2 separate regions of the Homo sapiens genome follow, and region 2 is linked to region 1. Evidence: chromatin loops called from intact Hi-C (ENCODE). Cell type or tissue: heart left ventricle. All regions are shown on one strand. Each heading gives the region's core, and the rest is flanking DNA. Links, peaks and the distances in the headings are about the cores only.

Evidence for each region. Hi-C counts contacts between places; a loop is a spot of excess contacts. Peaks named below come from ENCODE experiments on the same cell type or tissue, not always from the same donor. Only the 100,000 strongest peaks of a DNase experiment are listed, where the experiment ranks them.
Region 2: a loop joins it to region 1, with 2.9 times the contacts of the local background. A loop is called at or near these places in 65 of 110 quality-filtered maps.

Annotation. Positions count from the first base shown.
Region 1 is chr1:27,038,670-27,053,895 of GRCh38, reverse strand. LOC101928391 (a long non-coding RNA gene) reads right to left here. Exons shown (of 8, transcript XR_007065559.1): 4 at 8,877-9,002; 5 at 8,581-8,678. Among named protein-coding and RNA genes, the nearest start is that of TENT5B, 33 kb to the right of the region's middle. RefSeq lists enhancers at 2,627-3,442, 3,443-4,260, 7,092-7,592, 11,070-11,622. In heart left ventricle, for the core only: CTCF peaks have their summits at 7,601, 7,800 (motif pointing left), 8,980 and 9,191 (motif pointing left); DNase peaks (open chromatin) are centred at 7,785 and 9,165; H3K4me3 peaks cover 651 bases; H3K27ac peaks cover 273 bases.
Region 2 is chr1:27,267,457-27,282,682 of GRCh38, reverse strand. WDTC1 (WD and tetratricopeptide repeats 1) reads right to left here. Exons shown (of 16, transcript NM_001276252.2): 4 at 398-444. Among named protein-coding and RNA genes, the nearest start is that of WDTC1, 40 kb to the right of the region's middle. In heart left ventricle, for the core only: no CTCF peak of the experiment used is centred there; no DNase peak of the experiment used is centred there.

The DNA of each region.
Region 1 (15,226 bases), core at 4,193-12,192:
TTTGAGACGGAGTCTAGCTCTGTTGCCCAGGCTGGAATGCAGTGGCGTGATCTCGGCTCACTGCAACCTCTGCTTCCTGGGTTCAAGCGATTCTCTTGCCTCAGCCTCCCAAATAGCTGGGATTACAGGCATGCCTGGCTAATTTTTTTTTTTTTTTTTTTTTTTTTGGGAGACAGGGTCTCAGTCTGTCATCCAGGCTGGAGTGCAGTGGTGCAAACATGGCTCACTGCAGCCTCGACCTCCTGGGCTCAGGTGATCCTCTCGCCTCAGCCCTGCAAGTAGCTGGGATCACAGGCGCTTGCCATCACGCCTGGCTAATTTTTCGTATTTTTTGTAGTGATAGGGTTTTGCCATGTTGCCCAGGCTGGTCTCGAACTTCTGAGCTCAATTGATCCACCTGCCTTGGCCTCCCAAAGTGCTGGGATTGCAGGCGTGAGTCATGGCACCGGGCCTGGAACCTGTATTTTTAACATACTTCCCAGGTGATTCTAAAACAAGTGGTCTTTGAACGACATTTTAAGTGACTTTGAAGCCCATAAGTGGGTGCCAGAATCTGGGAAGGATATTCACAGGGGAAGAATAGGTGAGAGGAAAGGTTCTTTTTCTTTTTTTTTTCTTTTTGTTTTTTGAGACAGAGTTTCGCTCTTGTTGCCCAGGCTGGAGTGCAATGGCGTGGTCTCGGCTCACCGCAACCTCTGCTTCCCGGGTTCAAGCGATTCTCCTGCCTCAGCCTCCCGAGTAGCTGGGACTACAGGCATGCGCCACCACGCCCGGCTAATTTTGTATTTTTAGTGGAGACGGAGTTTCACCATGTTGGCCAGGCTGATCTCGAACTCCTGACCTCAGGTGATCCGCCCACCTCGGCCTCCCAAAGTGCTGGGATTACAGGCGTGAGCCAGCACGGCCGGCCGAGAGCTAAGGTTCTTAAATTAGTGAGTGGTTCTCAGAATCTCAGGAAGATCCTAGAAAAGGGAGGGGGGGTGTCATGGGCTCTTGGACCACCCTAATATCTCAGATCCTTTTTTCTACACAGAACAAACCTCTTCCTTGAGTAGCTATCCTCCTAGTGAGTTTCTTGGCCCTCAGCTGTGTTAACTGCCCTAGGACCTGCCCCACCCCTACGCCATCATGGCTGGGAGTCCACCCCTACCCCGCCATTGCTGATTGGACCAGGGATGGGCACCTGACACGGCTGAGCCAATTAGATTCTGTCTGCCAGGAAATTGGAGCAGAGACAAGTCTCTGGTACCAAGTCTAGCTGTGCTCCACAGTGAGAGCCCATGAACCCCCGCTGTTAGCATCCACAGGACTGCCCTGGTCCCTGCCCTTCCTGGGCCTTGGCTCTTCAATTTCCCTTTGTACTGTGACGCACTCTGGCACCCTCCCACTGGATTCCACTTTTTTTTTTTTTGGAGGTGGAGTCTCGCTCTGTCGCCCAGGCTGGAGAGCAGTAGCGCAATGTTGGCTCACTGCAAGCTCCGCCTCCCGGGTTCAAGCACTTCTGCCTCAGCCTCCCAAGTAGCTGGGACTACAGGCGAGGCAGCTGGGACTACAGGCGCATGCCGCCACGCCCGGCTAATTTTTTGTATTTTAGTAGAGACGGGTTTTCGCCGTGTTGCTCAGGCTGGCCTTGAACTCTTGAGCTCAGGTAATACGCCCACCTCGGCCTCCCAAAGTGCTAGGATTACAGGCGTGAGCCACCGCGCCCGGCCTTGGATTCCACTTTTGGCTGAGTTGGCTTCTGTCACTGGCCTCCAAAAGAACCTTCACTGTAGCTGGCTGGTAGAGTGAGATGAGGATAGAGTTAGTGGGTTCAAGGTTGTCCCTGTGGTCTTAAACTGGGCTGTCCCTAAGAAATGGGCTCATCTAGTCAGTTTCCTGAGGAAACCATGAAATGCCAAAGGCTGAGGCTGTTGTTGGAACAGCTGTGGCAGTCGCTGGAGGACCCCTTTTTGCTATGGCCAGAACAGGCTGCTGAAACACAGAAAGTGCCAGTGAGTGAGGGGCAAAGCAGGAAGTGAGCCACTGGGAAGTTGGTGGGGCCTGCACGGGGCATCTTCCTCATCCTTCTTCAAACACAGAGCCCCTCATGGATAGAAGATGCTTAAACCCATTTATGCCTAGTGTTCCATTATTGGAACACTAAGCATGTGGGAGTTATTTATATCCTACTGCTCAAGGGCACCGCCAAGGTCTCATTGCAAAAATTCAAAAAATTGCAACCTCAGGCATAAATGGGTTCTCTTAGGTAGTTCTCGGAGGCATGGGAACCACTGAGTATAAAGTTTGAAGATTTACCTGAAGATTAACCCAAAGGCTGGTGAGGTAGCCAGCCTCCAAGATGGCCCCAGCAACCCCTACCTCCTGCTAGTTACAACCTTGTGTGGTCTTCTCTCACATTAAATAGGGTTGGCCTGGGTGACCAAGGGAGTACAGCAGGAGTGATAGCGTGTGATTTTCAAGGCTAGGCCATAAAAGAGATTGGTGGCTTCAACCCTGCCATGTTGGAACGCTTCCTCTTGGGGAGGGCAGCCACCATGTTGTGAGGATGTACAAGCAGCCCTGTGGAGAAGCCCATGCGTGAGGAACCAAGGCCGCCTGTCATCAATCAGCACCAACTTGCCAACTATGTGAGCTGCCTTGGGAGCAGATCCTCCAGCCCCAGTCAGGCCTTCAGGAGTCGGTCATCCCAGCTGACATCTTTTTTTTTTTTTGAGATGGACTCTTGCTGTCACCCAGGCTGGAGTGTAATGGCGCGATCTTGGCTCACTGCAACCTCTGCCTCCTGGGTTCAAATAATTCTCCTGCCTCAGCCTCCTGAGTAGCTGGAATTACAGGTGCGTGCCACCATGCCTGGCTAATTTTTGTATTTTTAGTTGAGAAGGTGTTTCACCATGTTGTCCAGGCTGGTCTCAAACTCCTGACCTCATATGATCTGCCCGCCTTGGCCTCCCAAAGTGCTGGGATTACAGGCGTGAGCCACCACGCCCAGTCCCAGCTGACATCTTGACCACAACTTTAAGAGAGACCCTGAATCAGGGCCACCCAGCTAAGCTGCTCCTGGATTCCTGACCCTCAGAAGCTCAGTGAGAGGATAAATGTATACAAATGTATATTGGTTTTGGGGTTTTTGTTGTTGTTGTTGTTGTTGTTGTTGTTGTTGTTGAGACGGAGTTTCACTCTTGTTGCCCAGGCTGGCGTGCAGGGGCACAATCTCGGCTCACTGCAACCTCTGCCTCCCAGGTTCAAATGATTCTCCTGCCTCACCCTCCCGAATAGCTGGAATTACAGGCATGCACCACCACACCCGGCTAATTTTTTGTATTTTTAGTAGAGATGGGGTTTCTCCATGTTGGTCAGGCTGATCTCAAACTCCTGACCTCAGGTGATCCGCCCGCCTTGGCCTCCCAAAGTGGTGGGATTACAGGCGTGAGCCATCATGCCTGGCCAAATGTATATTGTTTTAAGCTGCTAAGTTTGGGGATGATTTGTGCCCTACGAATAGATCTCTAAAATACCTGAGGATAAGAATGTGCTGGGCTTGGAATATCTCCAGAAATCACTCATAAAGGCGGTAATGGAGTGAGGCTGTGTGGCCCAGATTTGCCTCAGTGGGACTTCAGGCACCAAAGGCAGCTGTGCAGAGCCCTCCACCTTCTCCTGTATCTGCCCCTTTGGAAACGGAGGGAGGGAGCCCACGCCATAGGACACGGCTGCTAACATTCCTGGCCCTCTCAGGTGCACCCTGCTTCATCAGCATAACAGCCAAATTAAATCCACAGTTCCTCTGATATTCAGAATACTAGTGTTGTAGGAGTTATTAAGAAATTATTTTAGGCAGATAGAGAGGAAAAGGAGTCCTTGGAAAGTTTTTGTTTTTTAAAGCATCTCCAGAAAAGCCTTTAATATGCAAATGCAGGTCATTAGAAACTGGGTCCACCCAACATGGCAATTCCTGCAGCCTTCTTGCTCTTGCCCCACATGTTCCTGGCAACATGGCTGCCCCCACATATCCCCACGTGTGTAAAACATCCTGGCACCCTGCATTTGCATATTAAAAGGCTAGGGTGGGAGGGCCAGCTTTTTTGCGGGCTAAGTGAATGACAGGCCTGGTCAAACCAATCCCCTGAGCCCCATGCAAATCAGACACCGCCTCCTCCAGCCTCTGTATATATACCTGGCTGGTTTGCACCCCACTTGGGGTTCCCTCTCTCAGCTTTGGAGTCCTCCTCTCTCTGTCTCTGTATGGGGGAGCTTCTTCTTTCTGCCTTCTCCCTTCTTGCCTATTAAACTCTCCACTCCTTAAAACAACTCTACATGTGTCTGTGTCGTTTTATCTAAACCAGCATGAGAACCAAGGACCCTGGTGTTCCTCCAATCATCAGAGCCATATCACCAGGATTTCTGAGTGCCCTTCCTATTGGTGGTAGAAGGTCCAACTTTTCTTCTCCTGAGGGAAGTCCAAGGATCCCAGAGTGTCTGACAGTCTAAACGAGGCCATCCTGATCCGTTTTTCCCAGCAAAGGAAGAAACCAAAAAATCTCATCTAGACCTCTGAGGGCCTCAGCCTTCCCCAAACCAGAAATTCCAGCAGTTTCTCACAGTACATCTGAGGAAATGAAATACTGCCTTTACAAAACCCCCAGGGACCCATCCTGATGGAATAACTTTGGGATATTGTTGTGGTTGGACTATTTGTCTCCACCAAAACTCATGTTGAAATACTTTTTTCTTTTATATATGTGTGTGTGTATATATATACATATATGTGTGTGTATATATACATATATGTGTGTATATACATATGTGTGTGTGTGTGTGTGTGTGTGTGTGTATATATATATATTTTTTTTTTTTTTTTTTTTTTTTTTTGAGATGGAGTCTCGCTCTGTCGCCCAGGCTGGAGTGCAGTGGTGTGATCTCGGCTCACTGCAAGCTCCACCTCCTGGGTTCACACCATTCTCCTACCTCAGCCTCCCGAGGAGCTGGGACTACAGGCACCTGCCACCACGCCCGGCTAATTTTTTTGTATATTTAGTAGAGAAGGGGTTTCACCGTGTTAGCCAGGATGGTCTCGATCTCCTGACCTCATGATCCGCCCGCCTCAGCCTCCCAGAGTGCTGGGATTACAGGTGTGAGCCACCGCGCCCAGCTCTTTTATATATTTGAGACAGGACCTCGCTCTGTTGCATAGGCTGGAGTGCAGTGGCACAGTCATGGCTCACTGCAGCGTCAACCTCCCTGGGCTCAGGCAATCTTCCCACCTCAGCCCCTGGAGTAGCTAGGACTACACGTGCATACCACCATGCCTGGCTAATTTTTTTATATTTTGTCAAGATGGGGTTTCACCATGTTGCCCAGACTGGTCTGGAACTCCTGGGCTCAAGCAATCAGCCCACCTTGGCCTCTCAAAGTGCTGGGATTGCAGGCATGAGCCAGTGCACCCAGCCTATGCCGAAATGTAATCCCCAGTGTGGCCATATTGAGAGGTAGGACCTCTAAGAGGTGATTGGATCATGAAGGCTCTGCCCTCATGAATGGATTAATCTCGTGGGTTAATGGATTAATGAGTTAATTGGTGATTATAGGAGTGGGACTGAGGACTTTATAAGAAGAGGAAGGGACACTGAGGGACACCACTCAGCCCCCTCACCATGCGACGTCATGCCCTCCCACAGGAGTCTGCAGAGAGCTCCCACCAGCAAGAAGACTCCCACCAGATGTGGCCCCTCGACCTTGGACTTCCCAGCCTCCAGAACTTTAAAAATACATTCATTTCCTTTAGAAATTACCCAGTTTCAGTATTCTGTTGTAAGCAACAGAAAACAAACTAAGACAGATGTCTGAATCTGTCAGAGCAGAGAAGTCCAGGCCCCAGCACAAGCTGTCATCCTGGAAGCTATCAGACCACATGCTTCCCAGGAAAGGAAGGGAGATGCAAGGTCGTGCAAACTGCAGGAAGCCCGCTGGCCTGTCCGGGCCCTGGGGGTCTGGTGCTGCTTCTCCCCTACCTGCCTTCAAATTTACCCCACCATCCACTTCATTCCCAGCAGATCTCACTGCCTATAGGCCTCAGGTGGCCAGAGACCAGGGACCTTTCTGCTCAGGATCTGCTTCCCAAGGACTCCTACTCTTTTCTCTGATTCTCCTTTTAGGGAATCCCTGAGACGCAGGAGCACTGTGGTGACTTCTTTCCTGCTGCTGTCACAGTCACGGGGCAGAGGGCAGAGACCCTAACCTAGAAGAGGAAGGTTTTCTCCCTGATGCCCCACAATTGTGCACCCAGCATACAGGGAAGAGCCAAGGAGCCAGGGAAACACTGCCCAGCCAGCACCCAGTGGGACAGATGTGTGCCCTGGCCCCGGTGCAGACCTCACTACCATGATGGCCTGCACACCCTGCCTGCCCACCTCCTTCCCCTTGGCCTGCTGCCCCTACCCCAGGGCAGGGTCTCAGCTGAGGAGGGAGCTGTGGTCACCCCAGCACTCCTTGCCTGCTGAGTTGGGATGGGACTGTGCTTGTAGTTATTCCCACTACATTCTGGAGAACTTTCCAGGCCCTTGGGAAGCGCATAGGAGGTGCTTCTTATGCTGCAGTCCTCCATGAATGTGAGTTTATGGGAAGGCCAGGGAAACAGTGAGGCCTGGGGACAGCTCTTCAGCCATCCTCTGGCCTGAGTAAAGCCGAGTATAGCAAAGAGATACAGCCTTCCCCGACGACCAGGACAGACCCAGAGGAGCAGTAGCCACTTTCTCACCTGTAAAATGGGAATGAAGCCGGAAGCGGTGGCTCACACCTGTAATCCCAGCACATTGGGAGGCTGAGGCAGGCGTATCACCTGAGGTCAGGAGTTCGAGACCAGCCTGGCCAGCATGGTGAAACTCCGTCTCTACTAAAAATACAAAAATTAGCTGGGCGTGGTGGTGTGCACCTGTAATTCCAGCTACTCGGGAGGCTGAGGCATGAGAATCACTTGCATCCAGGAGGCAGAGGTTGCAGTGAGCCGAGATCGCACCCCTGCACTCCAGCCTGGGTGACGGAATAAGATTTTGTCTCAAGAAAAAAAAGGGGGGGGAGGAATGAGAGCTTGAAAGGAGAGAAAGAAGTAAAGCTTTTTATTCATCCTCTGCTGAGGTGCCTTTTCCAGGTTTCCAGGGGGGTGTGGATACACCCAAAGGCAGGGCAGGGGTGGGGGGGGGGGCAGCATGGGATGGGGCCCTGAGATGGCAGAATTCATCCTCAAAGGTGAGTGAGGCCTTGCTCCTTCTGGGAGCAGCAAAGCCGGACAAGCAGAGACAAGGGCTGCTTCTTGGACACAAAGAATTCCTGGAGAGCCTCAGGAATACGACTTGGGGCCTGGACACTTTGTCAAATCAAAGATTGATTGAATCAGTGAATGGCTGAATTTATGGCTGGAGATGAGCTCACTTGGAAGCAGCCCTGTGATCATGAGAAAACTTGACCCAAAAGAGGGGGAATGGCCCGGCGCGGTGACTCACGCCTGTGATCCCTGCACTTTGGGAGGCCGAGGCGGGTGAATCACTTGAGCCCAGGGGTTCAAGACCAGCTTGGGCAACATAGCGAGACCACGTCTCAAAAAACTAAACAACAACAACCAAAAAAAAAAAGAAGGAAGGAGGAGGAGAAGAAGGATAAGGAGAAGGAGGAGAAGAAGAAGGTGGGGAGGGGGTGGGGAGAAAGGGTCCCGTGAAATCCTGAAGTCAGGAAACCTGACTCCTGCGGGGCCGCAAGGGTCAAAGAATTCCCCACGTGCGGCTGAGATTTTTGCCTCAGCGCCACCTGCTGGCGGTTACTGACCCTGGCTGCAGCTAGAAGTTACCGCCTGAATGGGGAAGATTTTGCAAAGAGGAGGACCAAGCTCTAAGATGGCCTGCCTGCTCAGCAATGGCTGCTACCTGATTCATCCTGATCCTTCCAGGAGTCGGCCAAGAAAATATATCAAAGCCTGGGAAAAGGCAAGAGATTTCTGGGTGTGTTCCTTTCAGAGGAGTGCCGGGTGTTGGCTGTGACCCTCTAGTGATGATCTGATTCTTTAGGGGTGTGTGCTTGTGTGCTTTTGATTGTCTTTGATTGGCTTTATAGCTCTGTAGGGATAGAGGCAATCTGAGGAAAACAGATCACAAAGCAAATGATTCCTGCTCATAACCGTGCAAAGGAATTTTGTCCAGTAGAGAATATAAATACCCGTAAGTCAAATTCTCAGTTGAACTTATTTTAACATCTTGCTGATTCCATGTCAATTAATAAGTCAAAGAAAATCTTTGACACATGTTCATTTTAATTTGTATGGGAGTCATGATATTGCCTCTTTGAAAGTTATCCTGGAGCAGGTCCTTTGCGCATAAGAAATCTACAAAGTCTCTCACACATTTCCTCCCTTCCCTCCCACAACCGGTTCAGGTGAGACCAACAACTGCATCCTCTGGGTCCCCAGACCCAGCCTCACCCTCCAGACTGCCAGCTCCCAAGGGCAGGGGCCAAGTCTGATCCTTGCTGGAACTGCGGCGCTCTTGTAGATGCTGTTGAATGAGTCTATGGATATATTTAGATATAACTCACCTTATTACTTATTACTTATCCATTACTGGCGATGGAGCACCAATGGGAAAGGCAATGCATGCACGTGGCCGAACGCTTCTGAGCCTCAGTTTCTGCATCTGCAAAATGAGGATAACGGGTTCGGCCTACAGATGGAGAAGTCTTAAGCCAATCCTGCCTGTTTTCCATTTATCTCTTTTGGTTTCTATTCCTACCTCCTATCCCACCCCCAGGATGCTAAGAACAGGAACCAGGTCATTTCCTCTGGCTCCCCACCCTGCAAGGCCCACAGGAAGTGTTCCGTTAAGTCCTCCTACCTGGTTCATGAATGACAAGGGGAGGAGGGGTTGGTTTAAGAAGCCTGGGCGTGGAGGGAGAGGTGCCTGCTCAGCGGGAGACTCGGGCTCCAGTGCTGGAGGGAAAGGGGTACGTACAGGGAACCCCTAGGAGACAAACCGAAGGGAGAGGCTGAAGTGGCTGGACTTTAAGCAAATCTAGTGCCAAGCCCCACTCCATCCAAGCTTGAGGAGCCTACCTGCTTCTCTGGCCCTTTTTCCCCGCAAACAGCTTCCTCTGCTAAGAAGCGCCGCTGAGTCCCTCATAACTGGGATTCAGGCGCCATCTCGTGGCCATTCCTGGAACTGCCAAGGCTGAGGGGAGCCCTGACGTCCCAGGATAGAGGAAACCAGGCCAACACTTCTCCAACTTTCTGGACCTCCATCCTCCTCATCTCCATCTTCTCCTTTCCATTTATTGAGCACTGACTATGCCAGCCTCTGTGCTCAGCCCTTTACAGGCCCTTAGCACATTTATTTCTTGAATAGCCTTAAAAGGAAGTTATATTTAAGGTATGCTTATTATCATTTTACAGCTGGGCGCAGTGGCTCACACCTGTAATCCCAGCACTTTGGGAGACCCAGGCAGGCGGATCACCTGAGGTCAGTAGTTCGAGACCAGCCTGGCCAACATGGTGAAATCCCGTCTCTACTAAAAATACAAAAATTAGCCGAACGTGGTGGTGGATGCCTGTAATCCCGGCTACTCTGGAGGCTGAGGCAGGAGAATCGCTTGAACCAGGCGGCGGAGGTTGCGGTGGGCCAAGATTATGCCAGTGCTCTCCAGCATGGGCGACAGAGCGAGACTACGTCTCAAAAAAAAAATCCAGATGTGGTGGCTCACGCCTGTAATCCCAGAACTTTGGGAGGCTGAGGCAGGAGGATCACCTGTAGTCAGCAATTCAAGACCAGCCTGGTCAACATGGTGAAACCCCGTCTCTACTGAAAATACAAAAAATTAGCCGGTCATGGTGGCGGGTACCTGTAATCCAGCTACTCAGGAGGCTGAGGCAGGAGAATCACTTGAACTTGGGAGGCGGAGATGGCAGTGAGCTAAGATTGCGCCATTGCACTCCAGCCTTGGCAACAAGAGCAAGATGCTGTCTCAAAAAAAAAAAAAATTTTACAGATGAAGAAACTGAGGCACAGAGAGATGAAAGAGTTTTCCCAAAGGCACGCAGCTAGGAATTGGACCAGAATAGCTTTTCTCTGGAAAGGAGAGTGACAGTGACGCAGCTGGTCCTGCCCCTCAACAGTCATTTGGGCCTGGAGCCCTTCAGCTCTAATTCAAATATGGTTTGGGACTGGGCACAGTGGCTCACACCTGTAATCCCAGCACTTTGGGAGACCAAGGTGGGTGGATCACTTGAGGTCGGAGTTCGAGACCAGCCTGGCCAACACAATGAAACCCTGTCTCTACTAAAAATACAAAAATTAGCCGAGCGTGGTGGCGGGCGCCTGCAATCCCAGCTGCTCGGGAAGCTGAGACAGGAGAATCACTTGAACTGAACCTGAGAGGCAGAGGTTGCAGTGAGCTGAGATAGCGCTACTGTACTCTAGCCTGGGCAACAAAGCAAGACTCTGTCTCAAAAATAAATAAATAAATAAATAACGTAAAAATACAAAAAATTAGCCAGGCATGGTGGCAGACCCCTGTAATCCCAGCTCACAAGCGTGAGCCACTGCATCCGGCCAGTCTCCTGTAATTCCATCTCAGTTCCTGTTAATGCCCTTCACAGCCCCTATCACTGTTTATATGGCCTGATTTACTTAAGTGTCTGTCTCCCACCCAAGACTGTGGGCTTCCCGAGAGCAGGGACCTTGTCTGTTTTCTTCACTGCCATGTCCCCAGAGCAAAACATGGATTCCAGAATACAAAATAGGAGCTCAATAAACATCTGTGAGTAACTGATACATAGATTAATTAATGGAAGATTAACCAAAGACTTGTCCCTGCCCTGTGTCTCAAAAAAAGACACTGTCTCAAAAAAAAAAAAGCCAGAGAGGGTGCCGAGTGTGGGGAGATAACACGAGGCAGAGGCCAGGTGGAGGAAGGTCTCTTGCCCACTGGTATGCCCAAATGAGGATGTAACATGTAGTAACAAAGGGACACAATGGGAGGAACGCAGGAGCTGCTCGCCAGGCCACTGTGCGCTTGCATCTCATTACCCAGCCACACCTCCCACTGTGCACTATGAATTCATATTTTCTATAAATCCTCTAATTATCTTGTGAATAATAGCACAATTACATGGCATTGCATTGTGTGTGTGTTTTTAAAAAGTTCGTTTGTTAAACATAAACCTTTAAAATGCATGATGTTTTCCGCAGCCTTTTTATTTTTTAATTTAATAACACTGGAAGCCTTAAAATTGGAAGCAGCAGGGGCTTTTCCTTTTTTTTTTTTTTTTTTTTGAATCGGAGTTTCTCTCTTGTCACCCAGGCTCGGGTGCAACGGCGCAAACTTGGCTCACTGCAACCTCTGCCTCCCAAGGTTCAAGAAATTCTCCTGCCTCTGCTTCTGAGTAGCTGGGATTACAGGTGCCCACCACCACGCCGGGCCAATATTTGTGTTTTTAGTAGAGACGGGATTTCACCCTGTTGGCCAGGCTGGTCTCAAACTCCTGACCTCAGATGATCCACCCGCCTCGGCCTCCCAAAGTGTTGGGATTACAGGCGTGAGCCACCCATGCCCGGCCTGCAACAGGGGCTTTTCTTGACCTTCAAGAGGTTGGTCCTGGGGTAGTCTACACGCACAGTCACACTCACACAGCCACCCACCCTCACACTCACTTGCCCATGGTGCCCAGCCAGAGGGCAGAGACCTGTTCCCCTGCCACCACAGGGTGACCTTGGGCAGGTCACTGCAGCGTCTTCACTACCTGGGCTCCACCTCACTCAGCCCTTTTACACAGAACATGTTTACATGTTTTACAAAAAACATTCCCATCCTCGTGGACCTTCATTACAAAACAGTCAGAGATGTGTGTGTCCATTTTACAGACAGGTAAAATGAGGCTCTGAGAGGTGCCTGCTCAAAGCTGCTGGGGAGAGCACAGGGACTCCAGAGAAGACAAGATGGGGACGGGTGGCCTGGCATGGTGGCTCATGCCTGTAATCCCAGCACTTTAGGAGGCTGAGGCGGGCGATCACTTGAGATCAAGAGTTCGAGACCAGCCTGGCCAACATGGTGAAACCCCATCTCTACTAAAAATACACAAATTAGCCAGGTGTGGTGGTGGGCAACTGTAGTCCCATCTACTCTGGAGGCTGAGGCAAAAGAATTGTTTGAACCCAAGAGGCGGAGGTTGCAGTGAACTGAGGTCACACCACTGCACTCCAGCCTGTGTGACAGAGCAAGACTCCATCTCAAAAAAAAAAAAAAAAAAAAAGATGGGGATGAAGAGATTGAAAGGTTTAAAGGTGACCAGAGGGGCAGGAGAGTGTCAACATGAACGCTTGGGTGGGCTATGACCTTCGATAGACCTATGTTTGAATCCCAGCCCCACCATTCATTTATCTTGGGTAAATTACTGAAGCTCCCTGAGCCCCAGTTTCCAAATCTTTACAGTGGGAATAATGATAGCATCACCCCAAGATCCTCTCGTGCAGGTTCAATGAGGCAGTATGGGTGAAATAGCTGCTGTTATTTTCAGACTTACCAAGCTTGTGACCCTGGAGTGTAGGGTGAGGTGCGGTGGGGAAGAGGCCACTCAGGGTACAGCCTGCCCAGCCACAGGCTGGGGAGACTCCTGCTGTGTTGCTGCCTCTGCCTGCTAGACAGTAGTTATTTTACAATTACTATCGTCCATCCTTTCCCATCACTCCTGCTTTAGAGTTTACAGAGTGCTTTCATTCATTCATCCCTCCATTCACTCATTCAGCTTTTACAGAGTGCCTCTTATGTAAGCCAGGCATGGTGCCGGGCTTCCAGTATATCCTGGTGAACGAGGTAGGTACTGTCCTTGCACCTGGACGACTTACAGACATCCAGTAGTTAATCACACGAATAAATATGTAGTTAGAAATTGGATTGCCGGGCGCAGTGGCTCACACCTGTAATCCCAGCACTTTGGGAGGCCGAAGTGGGCAGATCACAAGGTCAGGAGATCGAGAATATCCTGGCTAACATGGTGAAACCCCATCTCTACTAAAAATACAAAAAATTAGCCAGGCGTGGTGGCAGGTGCCTATAGTCCCAGCTACTCAGGAGGCTAAGACAGGAGAATGGCGTGAACCCGGGAGGCAGAGGTTGCAGTGAGCCGAGATCGCGCCACTGCACTCCAGCCTGGGCGACAGAGGGAGACTCCACCTCGAAAAAAAAAAAAAAAAAAGAAGTGGTTTCCCTGAGAAACTGGGAAGGCCCTTCAGAGTGGACCCAAACTGAGGCAAGGTGGCCAGGCCTTTGAGCCTCCCATTAACCAGTAACAGGCTGCCCCTGGGGAGCAGACATGCCCTTGTCCCTGAGGATGGGACATTTGACTGAAATTTGAAGGCTGGAAAGGAGCTGAGGGAAATGGAAAAGAGCCCTGCTACAGAGGGAGGCATGGGGAACAGGGAGGCAGCCTTGAGGCAGCTGCAGCAGCTGAGAGGAGGTGTGCAGAGCTGGGAGGTAACCCCCGGGGTCAGGAGCTCAATTTATCGTCAAAGCAATGGGTAGCCTTGAAGGGCTTAAGCTGGAGATTGGCTGGATCTGCTTGGATCCTTCTGGCTGCCCTGTGGAGAAGGGGTCAGAAGAGGCAAGAGAGCCGGGGGGGGGGAAACCACTTAAGAAGCTGTGGAGATTTAGACAGGCCACAACCTTGGCCTCAGGCGGTGGCTCCCGAAATGGAGAAAGAAGGAGGAGGCAGTAAAGTCTGACCCTCGGGGGGCTGAAGCCAAGCCAGAGCCTCCACTATGGCTGGTTGGTTGTCTCAGGAGCAGTCACTCTGGGCTCTGGGCTCTGGGCTCTGGGACCCTGAAACAGACTCAGAGGAGATCCTCACTCAGCAGCTTACGGGGGGCTGCTCTCAGGGACCACCCCAAAAGGGAGTGAGAAGCAGAAGCTACAGCCAAGGCCTCAGCCTATTCCACAGGGAATTCTGGGGCTGAAAGGGCCCTTTAGAGGCGACCCAAACTGAGGCAAGGCGGCCGCATCTTTGAACCTCCCTGTTGACTGTTAAAAATCTAGACTTATTACAGAGCTCTCCCCCATCCCTCCCATTTGCGGAACTTCACAGGTGTTTACATACATCCAGGAGCCCACACTGGGTCAGCCTCAACTCTGGGTGCTGCTCGGCCCAGTACACAGTAGGCGCTCACTGAATGTTAGAAGGCCCAGACAGAGTGGAGGGAGGAAAGAGGCTCAAGTTCTAAGGAGGCTCCCAGCTTTCTTTGTGGTTTGGGCCCCAGGCTAAAACAGGCCAAACTGGGGAGAGAAGACCATGCAATGAGTTTGGGACATGTGAGGCTGCGGTGGCCAGCCCCCCGAGAAGCCCCACCGTGAAGGAGGAAGAGGAAGAGACCGAGAGGAGAGGACTCAGGGAGGGGGAGCCTGGAAGGTAGAGTTCCAGAACGCATGGAGGTGGCAATGATGACGCCAAGGAAGGAGCAGCAGAGATGAGGACCCAGAAGAGGGGATGCAGAGAATGCGGCAGGGTCTGGTGAGGGCAGGGTCAATGCAGGAAACAGAAACCCCTCTTGGTGTTTTTAGCAGCAAAGTATTTAATACAGAGCAGTAGGTCCTTGCACAACCATCAGAGAGGCTCAATGAGCCAGGCCTCCAGGAATGATTCCAGACCTTTCCATACTCGACCCACTGAGAAAGTCAACGCCAGAGCTATGAATTCAACAACTTACCACTGAAGCTTCAATGCAGGGATCAGAAAGCTGGATTTAAGAAGCTGCTACCCCTGCTTTCATCCCTGCGACTACCTCTGAGCAAGCTCGAGGCTGGAGCCTGACACCAGATCACCAGTGCAGAAAAACCTCGTGTTCCTGCAACCTTGCAGGCTGGCAGAAACAGCCAAAAGGGGGCACAAAATAACTTAAAATTAATAAAATGACAATTTAGCAACAACAACCAACACTTACATAGTGCCTATTATGTGCCAGGCACTGTTCTATTATTATTTCTATTTTATTTTTATTTATTTATTTATTTTTATTTTTATTTTTTTGAGACACAGTTTCACTCTTGTCACCCAGGCTGGAGTACAGTGGTGTGGTATCAGCTCACAGCAATCTCCGCCTCCTGGGTTCAAGCAATTCTCCTGCCTCAGCCTCCCAAGTAGCTGGGATTACAGGTGCCCACCACAACGCCCAGCTAAGTTTTGTATTTTTAGTAGAGATGG
Region 2 (15,226 bases), core at 2,766-10,765, 230 kb before region 1:
AAAATACAAAAAATTAGCCAGGCATGGTGGCGCATGCCTGTAGTCCCAGTTACTTGGGAGGCTGATTAAGGAGAACCGCTTGAACCTGAAAGGCGGAGGTTGCAGTGAGCCAAGATCACGCCATTGCACTCCAGCCTGGGTGACAGAATGAGACTCTGTCTCTAAAACAAAACAAAACAAAACAAAACAGGGTTTGGATGGTCATCCAACTTTCCATCTATCTGAGATTGTTTAATTGTGTTGAAAATTATGGGCTAAGCTGAAGAACGGCAGACAGCAGCAGTCTCTTTTCATTTGGGTCCAATCTTTTCCTTGGATCCTCTCAGGAGGAGCCTTGCTGTTCCACCCTCCTTACTTCCTTCCCCAGCACCCTTCAGGTGCTCTAGCTCATACTTACTCTCCTTTCTCATTCCACTCCAGACAGTTGACACATCCTGAGTGACCCTGGGGGAGCAAATGAAGAGACAGGAAGAGAGTTGGTTAGGGGTTCTCCTGGGGAACTCAACACCAAGAAGTGGAACTGAACAGGTAAACCAGTCTTTCCATTTTCAATATTTTCCAAGTGCATGTGAGTGGCCAAAGTGGACTTAAACTGACTAGCGTCTTACAATATATAAAGTACTTTCATATTCATGATCTCACTTGATACTGGGCACTTCTGAGCCATAAAGGACAAGTTTCATTGATCCCGTTTTGCAGAAAAGTAAACTGAAGTTCAGACAGTAGAAAGCAGTAAAAGTGAGATCCAAACACATTTCTGCTTTTACCATTAGAAGGAGTATGTCAGCCAGGCACAGAGGCTCACACCTGTAATCCTAGTGCTTTGGGAGGCTGCCCAATCTGCTTTGGGCAGATTGCTTGAGCTCAGGAGTTGTAATCAACCTGGGCAACACGGCGAAACCCCATCTCTACAAAAAACACAAAAATTAGTTGGGTGTGGTGGCATGTGCCTGTAGTCCAAGCTACTCGGGAGGCTGAGGTTGGGAGGATGACTTGAGCCTGGGAGGTGGAGGTTGGAGTGAGCTGAGATCGCACCACTGCACTCCAGCCTGGGCGACAGAGCCAGACCGTGTCTCAAACAAAACAAAACAAAAACAGAAAAAGAGATATGTCTGAAACAGTACCTTCAAGGGATACCCTCTCAGTCACAGAAAATTTGCCAGGAAACATTCAATCCAAGGACAGCCAATTAACTAGAAGGCTAATCTTTTATTCACCCAGCATTTTTTTTTTTTTTTTTTTTGAGACAGAGTCAGGCTGGAGTGCAGTGGCATGATCTCAGCTCACTGCAACCTCCGCCTCCTGGGTTCATGCCATTCTCCTGCCTCAGCCTCCTGAGTGGCTGAGACTACAGGCGCCCGCCAACACGCCAGGCTAATTTTTTGTATTTTTAGTAGAGACAGAGGTTTCACCGTGTTAGCCAGGATGGTCTCGACCTCATGATCCGCCCGCCTCGGCCTCCCAAAGTGCTAGGATTACAGGCGTGAGCCACCGCGCCCAGCCTCACACGGCAAATTATTCATCAAGCACCTACTGCATGCCAGGTACTGTTCAGATGCTGGGGGTACAGGAGTATAAAAAACTCCTTGGATCTTCCAGAGCTTAATTCAAATAGGTAGAGCCTGGTGCAGTAAGGTAAATTAGGTCAGAGTCTTTATCTTGGGGATTTGAAAAAAAAGAGAGAGAGACTCTGTCTCAAAAATAAAATAAAATAAAATAAAAATAAGAAAAAGAAAAAGGAGAGAGATACCAAACAAACCCAGAAAAAAACAGGAATGTCAGGCTTTAGGAAGAGGCTTAAAGGATCTTTGAGAACATTTTCTGACTTTCAGGCAAAGCCTGTGATCCAGTTTGTGTAGCTACACATAAGGACCCTCTCTTAACTACAACCCAGTGAGATTCATCATATACACATTTAACGTACCTGCTGACTTCAGGCCTAAACCCTTGTGTAATGAGGCTCAACCTAAAGGGTCAATGTCAAAGAGCATGAAAGTTACAGATATTTAATGAAGCCTCCACAAAAAATGCCAACTAGGAAAGACAGGAAGCAGACAGCCAAGTGCTTCTCTCTAACTTCTTAAAAAACAGCATGAATGAGTCTGAACAAGCAAGATTTAGATTAAAATCCAGCAAAATTAACAGAACACTTACTAAATGCCAGGGTAGATGCTAAGCTTTCACTTTTGTCAATTTATTTAAGCTTCACAATACACATACTTATTACCATGTATTAAGGTTATGTAGGTGCAATATTTTAACAGAATGGAGTAAGTTCTGACAGCAAATAAAACTTTAAAAAATTCCTCACTCACTCTCCATTGACTTAATGATATGTTGTCTTAAAGTCAGAATGATTTGAATATCCAGACATTTCCATAAAATCTTTTCTTTTGTTCCTTCTTTAATCCAGCTCAATGTTTTCTCAAATTTTAGTGTGCCTAAGAATTACTTATATGGAGTAGTAATAATTATAAGAATAGGTAAACTTAGCTTACTATGTGTCAGGCCCTGTCCTAAGTACTTCACATAATTACCCTTGAAAATCCATTAAGTTGTCCATAAAATACAACAAATATCATTTTATGTGTACAAGCTGTATTTCCTTGAGCAAGTTCTTTAACCTCTCTGTGTCTCAGGCTCTACATCAGTAAAAAAGATAATAATTGTAGATAGCCTCATAGGGTTGTTGTGGGAAATGAACAGTATTTGTAAAGCACTTTGAGTGGTTACTTTGATAGCTGAGTGGCAGAATCAGAAATAAAATCCAAATATGTCTTTTCCATTGCACCAAGAGAGTTCAAGACTTACAGCACAGGCTGGGCATGGTGGCTCACACCAGTAATCTCAGCACTTTGGGAGGCTAGGCAGGAGGATTGCTTGAGCCCAGGAGTTGGAGACTAGTCTGGACAACATAGTGAGATGCTAGCTCTACAAAAATTTAAAAAATTAGCCAGGTGTGGTGGCGTGCACCTGTAGTCCCAGCTACTGGGGAGGCTAAGGTGTGAGGATCACTTGAATCCGGGAGGTGGAGGCTACAGTGAGCCATGATCACGTCACTGCACTCCAGCCTGGGCAACAGAGCAAGGCTCTGTCTCACAAAAACAAAAACAAAAAAATCCCAAGAAACAAAAAATGTAAGCACAGCCCAATGTGAACTATATTGGAGAAAGAAAAATCCTCCTAAAAGTCATGAAAAGGAGCGATTATATTTCTGGTCGGGCTCCAGCGATCCTCCCACCCCAGCCTCCTGAGTAGCTGGGACTAGAGATGCGTGCCACCACACCTGGTTAATTTTTGTATTTTTTGTGGAGATGGGGTTTTGCCATGTTGACCAGGCTGGCTGGTTTTGAACTCCTGGGCTCAAGTGATCTGCCTGTCTCAGCCTCTCAAAGTGCTGGGATTACATGCGTGAGCCACTGTGTCCGGCCTTAATTCAATCTTTTAACAATTATTCAAGCACCTATTATATACTAGGCATTCTTACACATGCAAAGGTTGTTGTGGCAATTAAGAGAACTCTAGTAGGGTAAGAGAGAAAATAAACAAACATATAAATCAGTAAGATGAATTCAGATGGTACTAAGTGTGATGAATATATGTTATTTATTTTTATTTTTTGAGACAGTGTATTACTGTGTCACCCAGGCTGGAGTGCAGTGGCGCAATCTCAGCTCACTGCAACGTCCACCTCCCAGGTTCAAGTAATTCTCTGCCTCAGTCTCTCAAGTAGCTGGGGTTCGAAGCACACATCACTGCACCTGGCTAATTTTTGTATTTTTAGTTGAGACGGGGTTTTGCCATGTTGGCCTTGGCCTCCCAAAGTGCTGGGATTACAGGCATGAGCCACCATACCTGGCCTGGATATACTTTAGATATAGTGGTCAGGGAAAGCCGCTCTGAGGAATTAATATTTGAGGTGAAATCTGAATGCTGAGAAGTAGCAAGTTACATAAAGATGTGAAGGAAAAGCATTTCAGGCATATGGAATAATGAGTATAAAAATAACAGGCCTGATAATGCCAAAGAAACAGAATGAAAGCCAATGTGGTTAGAGCATTGTGATGAAGGGGACAGAGTAAGATGAGCAAGATGGGCTCAGGGAGGTGAGCAGAGGCCAGATCCTAAGGGTGTTTTACAGGTCATGGCAAGAAGCTTCATGGGGCCAGGAATTGTGTTGGTCTTATTCACTGCTATATTATTTTCCCAGTGTCTAGAACATTTCTGTCATATAGTAGGCATTCAATATTTGCTTGAAAATATGACTGAATTAATGAATAGTTCCTAGTTCTGCCCTCTGGTACTTCAAAGCATGAGTTTACTCCATCATCTAAAGCAGAGGTCAGCAATCTTTTCTGTAAAGGCTCAGATAGTAAATATTGTAGGTCTTGCAGGCCATATGGTCTATATCACTACTACTCAATTCTACCATTGAATCACTAGAGCAAACATAAGCAATACATAAGTGAGTATGCTGTGTTCCCATAAAACTTTACTTATAAAAACAGGTGGCAATAAATTTGAATTTAAAGCTCATATGGGCCAGGTGTGGTGGCTCACGCCTGTAATCCCAGCACTTTGGGAGGCTGAGTTGGGCTGATCATTTGAGGTCAGGGGTTTGAGACCAGCCTGGCCAACATGGTGAAACCCCATCTCTACTAAAACACAAAAAAAATTAGCTGGGTGTCATCATGCATGCCTGTAATCCCAGCTACACAGGAGGCTGAGGCAGGAGAATCGCTTGAAACCAGGAAGTGGAGGTTGCGGTGAGCCAAGATCATGCCACTGCACTCCAGCCTGGGCAACAGAGTGAGACTCTGTCTCAAAAAATTTTTTTCAAATTAAAATAAAATAAAGCTCATATGGAAATACCAGAGACCCAGAATAGACAAAACAATCTTGAAAAATGAACAAAGTTGAAAGACTCATACTTCCCAATTTTATAACTTACTACAATGCTACAGCAATCAAAACAGTGTGGTACTGGCATAAGAATAGACATTTAGATCAATGGACTAGAGTTGAGAGTTCATAAATACATCCTTAAATTTACAGTCAATTGATTTCTGATAAGAGTATCAAGACAGGCTGGGAACAGGGGCTTGTACCTATAATCCCAGCTATTTGGGAGACTAAGACAGGAAGATCACTTGAGACTAAGAGTTTGAGACCAGCCTGTGCAACATAGCCAGACTCCGTCTCTTAAAAAAAAAAGAGTGTCAAGCAATTAAGTAGAAGGAAAGAATAGTCTTTTTAGCACATGGTGCCAGGACAAGTGGATGTCCACATGTAAAAGAATGAAGTTGGATCCTTACCTCACACCATACATAAAAATTAATTCAAATGGATCAAAGACCTACATATAAAATCTAAAACTACAAAACTCTTAGAAGAAAACACAGGTGTATATATTCATGACCTTGGATTAGGCAATGTTTTTTAAGACACAACACCAAAAGCACCAGCAACAAAAGAAAAAAAGTTTAGTTGGGCATGGTGGTGTGCGCCTGCAGTCCCAGCTACTCAAGAGGGTGAGATGGGAGGATTGCTTGAGCCTGGGAGGGTAAGGCTGCAGTAAGCCATGACTGTGCCACTGCACTCCAGTGAGGGTTACAGAGACAGATCCCATATCAATTAAAAAAAAAAAATAAAACATAAATTGAATTTCATTAAAATTAAAACTTTTATGCAAAGTCACCATTTAAAAATGAAAAGACAACACACAAAGGAAAAGAAACAAAATTTCAAATCATACATATCTTATAACTCAACAATAAAAAAGGACAACCCAATTAAAAAATGAGTGAAGCATCTCAACAGACATTTCTCCAAAGAAAATACACAAATATGACAACAAGCACATGAAAACATGCTCAACATCATTAGTCATTAGGGAAATGAAAATCAAAACCACAATGAGATACCACTTCACACCCACCAGGAGGGCTATAATAAAAAAAAAATTTTTTTTTCTTTTCTTTTTTTTTTTCGAGACGAAGTCTTGCTCTGTCACCCAGGCTGGAGTGCAGTGGCGCAATCTCGGCTCACTGCAATCTCCTCCTCCTGGGTTCAAGCAATTCTCCTGCCTCAGCCTCCCAAGTAGCTGGGACTACAGGTGTGTGCCACCACACCTGGCTAAGTTTTGTATTTTTAGTAGAGATGGGGTTTCACTGTGTTAGCCAGCATGGTCTCAATCTCCTGACCTTGTGATCTGCCTGCTTCGGCCTCCCAAAGTGTGGGATTATAGGCATAAGTCACCGCGCCTGGCCTATAATAAAAAATATTGATAATAAGAAGTGTTGGCAAGGATGCAGACAAATTGGAACCCTCACACATTTCTGGTGGGAATGTAAAATGGTGGTACCACTTTGGAAAACAGTTTGGCAGTTCCTCAAAAAAGTTAAACACTGAGTTACCATATGACCCAGCAATTCCACCCTTCGGTATATACCAAGAAAAGTGAAGAAAACATGTCCACACAAAAACTTGTACATGAAGGTTCATAGCAGCATTATTTATAATAGCCAAAAAATAGAAACAACCACATGTTCCACCAACTGATGAATGGATAGACAGAATGTGGTACATCCAAATGATGGAATGCTATTTGGCCGCAAAAAAGAGAAGTACAGATTCATACTATAACATAGATGAATCTTAAAAGCATTATGCTAAAAAGCCACACACTTTATAATTTCATTTACGTGAAATGTTCAGAATAGGAAAATCCATTGCAACAGAAAATAGATTAGTGGTTTCTGGGGTAGGGCCAGTATGGGAGAAGGAAGTGACTGCTAAGATGGGTAAGAGGTTCCTTTTTGGGGTGATGAAAACATCCTGGAATTAGATAGCAGGGATGGTTGCAAAACTTTGTGAGTATAGTTTGTGAATAGTCAAAACCACTCAATTAAATAAAATAACAAACAAGCAAACAGGCGACATTCTGGATTTGGCCCACTGGCCACAAATTGCTGATCTGGATTTAAAGGACAGTCCTCACGAAAGGAAATCTCTCACAAAGTCAGATCCCCGCTCCATCTTTTTCTTTATTTTTTTTTTTTTTTTGAGACAGAGTCTCACTCTGTCGCCCAGGTTAGAGTGCAGTGGTGCAATCTCGGCTCACTGCAACCTCCGCCTCCTGGGTTCAAGCAATTCTCCTGCCTCAGCCTCCCAAGTGCTGGGATTACAGGTGCCTGCCATCATGCTTGGCTAATTTTTCGTATTTTTAGTAGAGAAGGGGTTTCACCATGTTGGCCAGGCTGGCATCTTTTTCTTTAAACATGACTGTTTAATGAACTTGGTATCTAGTTTACTTCTCTAAAATGGTATTACCTTAAAAAGCTCTGACAAGTCTTTGTTAGAATAAGGTTACACTATGCCCATGGAACTGCTCTGGTCTACCAAAGCTATTCACAAAGGAAATCAATCTAGTTTCATATGACTTGTTTCCATAAATTCATAATTTGAATGTATGCTAAAATAATATAAGAAACAAAATGGAAAAAGCAAGCAGGCCAGATTGTAAAGGTGAGATAGATACATAATGTTTGCAATTGTTTAAGGATAATATGAAGAAAACTAATAAGGCAAGAGAATAAATCCACCAAGCCAGGAACTATCTATTAAGCCATTTTTAAAACAGACATATGGTTGAGGTGGAAAGGATATGAACTCTGCAGCCAGATAAGCCTGATATAAATCTTTTAAATCTTATTTCTACCACTTATCTGACCTTAGAAATGCTGAGTTTTACTCTGATTTGTAAAGTGAGATTCCTTTCTTCTTCTCTCTACCATGTGTCTAATACGGTGCCAAGAAATCCCACAAGTGAATGAAATAGCAGGAATCAAAGTGTGATCACAACTTCCAAGGTGATCTTGGGAGATCCCTGGTAATACATACAAAATGAAAGCAAGCAACTCCCCAAAAAAGTGAGGACTGCAGGCCATGGCTGGAATCCCAGGATATTTGGTTCTTGTCAGTTGTGACAATAAAACTCATGAGATGAGCTGGCACATGTAACTAAAGAGGGATGTGGAATGCTCAGCAAAAATGTCCAAGGAAAGTGGAAAACTGATTGGGTCTTATATACTAGAACGGCTTAAATTAATCCTCATTAATTTAAATTTAAATTGTTTAATCTCAACCTCCCTTCTGGCTCTCTTACTTGGTTGCTGCCACTACAACAGTTCTTTGTATTTTCTTTTACTTTTAAAAAATGTTTTATGGAGATGGGGTCTTGCTGTGTTGCCCAGGCTGGTCTCAAACTCCTGGCCTCAAATGATTCTCCTGACTGCCAAAGTATGGGGTTATAGGCATGAGCCACTGTGCCCCAGCCAGTTCTCTGTATTTTCTTTTCTTTTTTCTTTCCCTCTCTCTCTCTCTCTTTTTTAAAGACAGTGTCTCCTTCCATTGCCCAGGCTGGAGTAAGTGGTATGATCATGGCTCACTGCAGCCTCAACCTCCTAGGCTCAAGCAATCCTCCCATGTTAGACTCCCTAGTAGCTGGGAGTACAAGCACACACCACCACACCTGGTTAATTTTTGTATTTTTTTGTAGAGATGAGGTCCTGTTATGTTGCCCAGGCTGGTCACAATTCTGGGCTCAAGTGATCCTCCCACCTCAGCCTCCAAAGTGATAGGATTACAGGTGTGAGCCACTATGCTCAGCCCTTTGTATTTTCCTAATGAACAATTTAAACTTTCTATTTTGAAACAATTTCAAACATAAAAAGTTTGCAAGAATAGTATAAGAATGCCCATATATACATTTTACCTAATTGATAAATTAAATAATCTTTTTCCCTCTCCCTCCCTCTCCTTTCTCTCTCTCTACACACGCACACACACACACACACACACGTGTAAAGTACTTAGTACTTTTTTTCTGAACCATTTGAGAAATCAGTTGTAGACTTCAGGACCCCTTACACTTAAATACTTCAGTGTATAATTCTTAAGAACATTGGTCATTCTTTTATTTAACCAGCGCATATTTATCAAAATCAGAAAATTTAACACTGATACAATACTGTTGTCTAACGTATAGTCCATATTCAAATTTCACTAACTGTCCAATAATGTCCATTTTATTTTCCTCATTCAGAATCCAATCCAGGATCACACACTGCATTTGGTTTATGTTTTCTTAATGTCATTAAGAAAATTAGTCACTGGCCGGGCACGGTGGCTCACGCCTGTAATCCCAACACTTTGGGAGGCTGAGGCAGGCAGATCACGAGGTCAGGAGATCAAGACCATCCTGGCTAACATGGTGAAACCTCGTCTCTACTAAAAATACAAAAAATTAGCCGGGCGTGGTGGCGGGCGCCTGTAGTCCCAGCTACTTGGTAGGCTGAGGCAGGAGAATGGCGTGAACCTGGGAGGCAGAGGTTGCAGTGAGCCAAGATCGTGCCACTGCACTCCAGCCTGGCTGACAGAGCGAGACTCCATCTCAAAAAAAAAAAAAAAAAAAAGAAAAGAAAAAGAAAATTAGTCATTTTCTGTTTCTTTTAATCTGAGACAGTTCCTCAGCCCTTTTTTGTTTCCTATGACACTGAAATTTTTGAAGACTATATCAACTTTTGCCCTGTCCCAAGACTAGAATTAGTTATTTCTCCAAGGATCCCTGCTTCCTTTTAATAGAGAATGGCATTTAGAAACTAGTAACCCATAATTACTATGGTATTACTGCTTCTAAATTACCTTTGCGTGGACAGAGCTGGAAATAATAGATAAATACAAATTTCTATATATGTAGTTTATTTTTATTTTTTTAGAGACAAGGCTGGGGTTGCCCAGGCTGGGGTGTAATGGTGCAATCATAGCTCACTGCAGCCTTGACCTCCTGGGCTCAAGTGATTCCCCTGCCTCAAACTCCTGAGTACCTAGAAGTACAGACATGTGTAACCATGCCCAGCTATTTTTTATTTGTGGAGATAGGGATCTCACTATGTTACCCAGGCTGGTCTCCAACTCCTGGCCTCAAGCTATACATGTTTTTAAAATCATGAGTTTATATTGAAACAAGCTAATTCCAATCCAGTACCTTAGAGTTCTTCCTCGTCTTTCCCTATTCCATATTTGAATTTCCCTTCTACAGTGAGAACTCTGGCTCCCAACAACATTGACTTCTTTATTCAATTCTGTAACATACACAAAGTAGTTATGGAATTGCTACAGCAATACTGCTACAAATGACAAATCTACTAAGTAGAGCTCAAGATTTCTTTGAAGTTCATTTTATCTTTACACTGAAAATATATACAAAGTATCATGTTTAAAAATTGGCTGGGCATGGTGGCTCACGCCTCATCCCAGCACTGTGGGAGTACTTGGGAGGCCAAGGTGGGATCACTTGAGCCCAGGAGTTTGAGACCAGCCTGGGCAACACAGCAAAACCTTGTCTCTACTTAAAAAAAAAATTTTTTTTTTTTAAGACAGAGTTTCACTCTTGTTGCCCAGGCTGGAGTGCAATGGCACGATCTCAGCTCACCACAACCTCTGCCTGCCGGGTTCAAGCGATTCTCCTGCCTCAGCCTCCCGAGCAGCTGGGATTACAGGCGTGCACCACCTCGCACGGCTAATTTTTGTATTTTTAGTAGAGACAGGGTTTCACCATGTTGGCCAGGCTGGTCTCGAACTCCCAACCTCAGGTGATCCGCCCGCCTCGGCCTCCCAAAGTGCTGGGATTACAGGAGTGAGCCACCGTGCCTAGCCTATTTTTTATTTAAAAAAAAAATTTTAGGCCGGGCGCAGTGGCTTACGCCTATAATCCCAGCACTTTGGGAGGCTGAGGCGGGCGGATCACCTGAGGCCGGGAGTTCGAGACCAGCCTGACCAACATGGAGAAACCCCATCTCTACTAAAAATACAAAAATCACCAGGCATGGTAGCACACGCCTGTAATCCCAGCTGCTCGGGAGGCTGAGGCAGGAGAATCACTTGAACCCAGGAGGCGGAGGCTGTGGTGAGATGAGATCATGCCATTGCACTCCAGCCTGGGCAACAGAGTGAGACTCCATCTCAAATAAAATAAATTAAATTAAATTAAAATAAAATAAAATACAAAAAGTAAATTACATGAGTTAGTTGGCATCCCACTTCCCAACTTTGCTGATTTAATTTTACTTTTTGAAAACGTAAAGTCTCAACATGGTTCTAAAAGTAAACAGGCATGGTGGCTCGCACCTGTAATCCCAACATCTTGGGAGGCTGTGGCAGGCAGGTCACTTGAGGCCAGGAATTTGAGACCAGCCTAGCAAACATAGTGAAACCTTGTCTCTACTCAAAATACAAAAATTAGCCAGGCATGGTGGCAGATGCCTGTCATCCCAGCTACTCAGGAGGTTGAGGCACATGAATTGCTTGAACCCAGGAGGCAGAGGTTGCAGTGAGCCAAGATCACGCCACTGCACTCCAGCCTGGGCAACAGAGACAGGCTCTGTCTCAAAATAAAAATAAAATAAATAAAAGTAAAAACTACAAAAAGGTCCACAGAAGAGTTACTCACCTTTCTCTACCCTTCTACCTTATACCTCCCACCCGCTGGAGTGACCAATTTCATTAGTTTCTCCTTATCCATCCTGTGCTTCTGTTTACAAAAACCATGCAGGTGCATATATCAATTCTTATTCTCCCTCCTTTGTTACACCAAAATTGGCAAAAATTATATTAAAATGGCCCTCAAGCATATGGAATATATATTAAACTTCATTCATAAGAGAAATGTAACTTAAAACTATACTGAGACACTTTTCACTAGTTAGAATGATAAAAAAAAATTCAAAAGCTCAACCATACAGTCTACTGATGAGTTATGGAGAAACAGGCACATTCATGCATTGCCAGTGGGAAGACAAAATGGTGCAACTCCCATGGTGAAGAATTTGGCAACATCTGTTTTTATTGTTTGTTTGTTTGTTTGTTTTTGAGATAGGATCTTACTCTGTTGCCTAGGCTGTTTTATTATTTTAATTTTTAATTTTTTGAGGGAGAGTCGCTCTGTTGCCCAGGCTGGAGTGCAGTGGCACAATCTTGGCTCACTGCAACCTCCACGTCCCCCCAGGCTCAAGCAATTGTTGTGCCTCAGGCTCCCAAGTAGCTGGGACCACAGTGGTGTGTCACCACCCCTGGCTAATTTTTGTATTTTTAGTAGAGACAGGGTTTCACCGTGTTAGCCAGGCTGGTCTTGAACTCCTGAGCTCAAGGAATCCGCCTGCCTTGGCCCTCCAAAGTGCTGGGATTACAGCACTTGCCCTAATTATGCCTCTTAAATGTCTCTCAAATCCACTGACTTCTCTCCATCCAAATTACTGTTATTTTAGTTCAGGTAACCCATCACCTCTTCCTGAATCACTGTCATAACCTCTTAACTGGTTCTGCCTGTCTCCAGTTTAAACACCTGCAATCTATTCTTCATTTTGAAGCCAACATTAATTTTTTAAAAAGCATAACTCTGCTCAGGTATGGTGGCTCATGTCTGTAATCCCAGCACTTTGAGAGGCCAAGGTGGGTGGACTACATGAGCCTAGCGGTTCAAAACCAGCCTGGGCAACACGGTAAAACCCTGTTTCTAACTAGCTGGGCATGGTGGTGCATGTCTGTAGTCCCAGCTGCTCAGGAGGCTGAGGTAGGAGGATCACCCAAAGCCCAGGAGGTCAAGGCTATCGTGAGCCATGATCGCATCACTGCGCTCCAGCCTGGGTGACAGAGCAAGACTCTGTCTCAAAAACAACAACAACAACAACAACAACAACAACAACAACAACAAAGGCCGGGCGTGGTGGCTCATGCCTGTAACCCTACCACTTTGGGAGGTCGAGGCAGGCGGATCACAAGGTCAGGCGTTCAAGACCAGCCTGGCCAATATGGTGAAACGTCGTCTCTACTAAAAATAGAAAAATTAGCCAGGAGTGGTGGTGCACACCTGTAGTCCCAGCTACTCAGGAGGCTGAGGCAGAATTCCTTGAACCTGGGAGGCGGAGGTTGCAGTAAGCCAAGATTGTGCCACTGCACTCCAGCCTGGGTGACAGAGCAATTCCATCTCAAAAAAAAAAAAACCGAAAAAAAAAAAACAAAAAACAAAAAAAAATCTGATCATGTTGCTCTTATGGTCAAAACCATTCAATGACTCTCCATTGTCCATCGTCTTCCACGTAGCTTACAATATCCTTCATTATGAATAGCCCATCCACACTTACCTCACCAACCTCATTTCTCATCCCTCTTCCACTTGGACTTTGTGACTAATTGTTCTCTTGAACTGAGTATTCTCTATTCTCTCTTGCCACACTCATATGTTAGCCTAACGAATTTACTGTTTTGTACTTTTTTTTTTTTTTGAGGCAGTCCCACTCTGTTGCCCAAGTTGGAGTGCAGTGGTGTGATCATGGCTCACTGCAGCTTCAACCTCCTGGGCTCAAGCGATCCTACTGCCTCAGCCTCCCAAGTAGCTGGGGACTATAGGCATGTGCCTCCACACCTAGCTGATTTTTTTTTTTTTTTTTTTTTTTTTTTGGAGAAACAGGGCCTCCTTATGTTACCCAGGCTGGTCTTGAACTTCTTTCTGGACTTGCCATCCTCTCATCTCAGCCTCCCAAAGTGTTGGGATTTACAGGCGTGAGCCACTGCACCCAGCCTACATTTTTAATTTAAAAAAGTATCTTGGGCTGGGCGCAGTGGCTCACACCTGTAATCCCAGCACTTTGGGAGGCTGAGGAGGGTGGACCACCTGAGGTCAGGAGTTCAAGACCAGCCTGGCCAACATAGTGAAACCCCATCTCTACTAAAAATACAAAAATTAGCTGGGTGTGGTGGCGTGCACCTGTAGTCCCAGCTACTTGGGAGGCTGAGGCAGGAGAATCACTTGAACCCGGGAGGCAAAGGTTGCAGTGAGCCAAGATTGCGCCACTGCACTCCAGCCTGAGCGACAGAGTGAGACTCTGTCTCAAAAAAACTAAAAAATCGGCTGGGCGCAGTGGCTCACACCTGTAATCCCAGTACTTGGGAGGCCGAGGTGGGTGAATCACGAGGTCAGGAGATCGAGACCAGCCTGACCAACATGGTGAAACCCCACCTCTACTAAAAATACAGAAATTAGCCAGCCATGGAGGCACACGCCTGTAATCACAGCTACTTGGGAGGCTGGGGCAGGAGAATCACTTGAACCTGGGAGGCGGAGGTTGCAGTGAGCCAAGATCACGCCACTGCACTCCAGCCTGGGTGACAGGGCAAGACTCTGTCACAAAAAAACCACAAACAAACAAACAAACAAACAAACAAAACCCTAAAAAATTAAATTAAAAAAAAAAGTATCTTGAAAGCCAATCTGTTATCTCTCTGGCCTATAACTCTGCACTCATCTGTGAAATCTCTCTTTTTTTAAGTTTTCATTTTTGATGGTATAGAGACAGGGGTCTTGCCATGTTGCCCAGGCTGGTCTCGAACTCCTGAGCTCAAGTGATCCACCTGCCACAGCCTCACAAAGTACTGAGATTACAGGGGTGAGCCACCATGCCTCGCCTGTGAAATTTCTCAAAATGATGATGAACACATTGGGGTTTGAGAGAGAGTATTTGTTGAGCATTATGTTTGATATAAGACAGAAGGAGTATGATAGTAGCAAAAGTTGGTACAAACACCATGGAAGGCAATTTTGGTAATATTTATCAAAATCACAGATGTGTATATCCTCTGACCTACAAATTCCACCCTAGGTATTCGTCTGATAAGAGATATAACCACATGTGCCAAATGATGTCATAAGGAATGACCTTGTACATGCAAAAAATTGTAAATAATCTACATGTCTATTGGTATGGATAATTTAAGTAAATTATGGGTCCACATACACAACAGAACACTCTGAACCATGAAAGAATTAGAAATTAGAAATATGTATGAATATGGCAAAATTATGAAAGTATCTTTTTAAAGATACTTCATTGTTTTAGACCTTAATTTTTTAGTAAGTTGTTGATTTTCTTACTGAAACAGCAAATATGTTAGGCTAACATTTGTGAGAAAAGGTAAGAATTTTATGCATAAAATTCCTCTGAAAGGATACTAAAACTCATTATATTAGTCAATTCCACGTAACTGGATTACATAGCTGGGAAAAATAATGAGGAGATGACTTTTTAAACTTTTGAATTTGAACCATATGAATATTGACCTATTAAAAAATAAGGTGAGTGGATCACTTGAGGACAGGAGTTTGAGACCA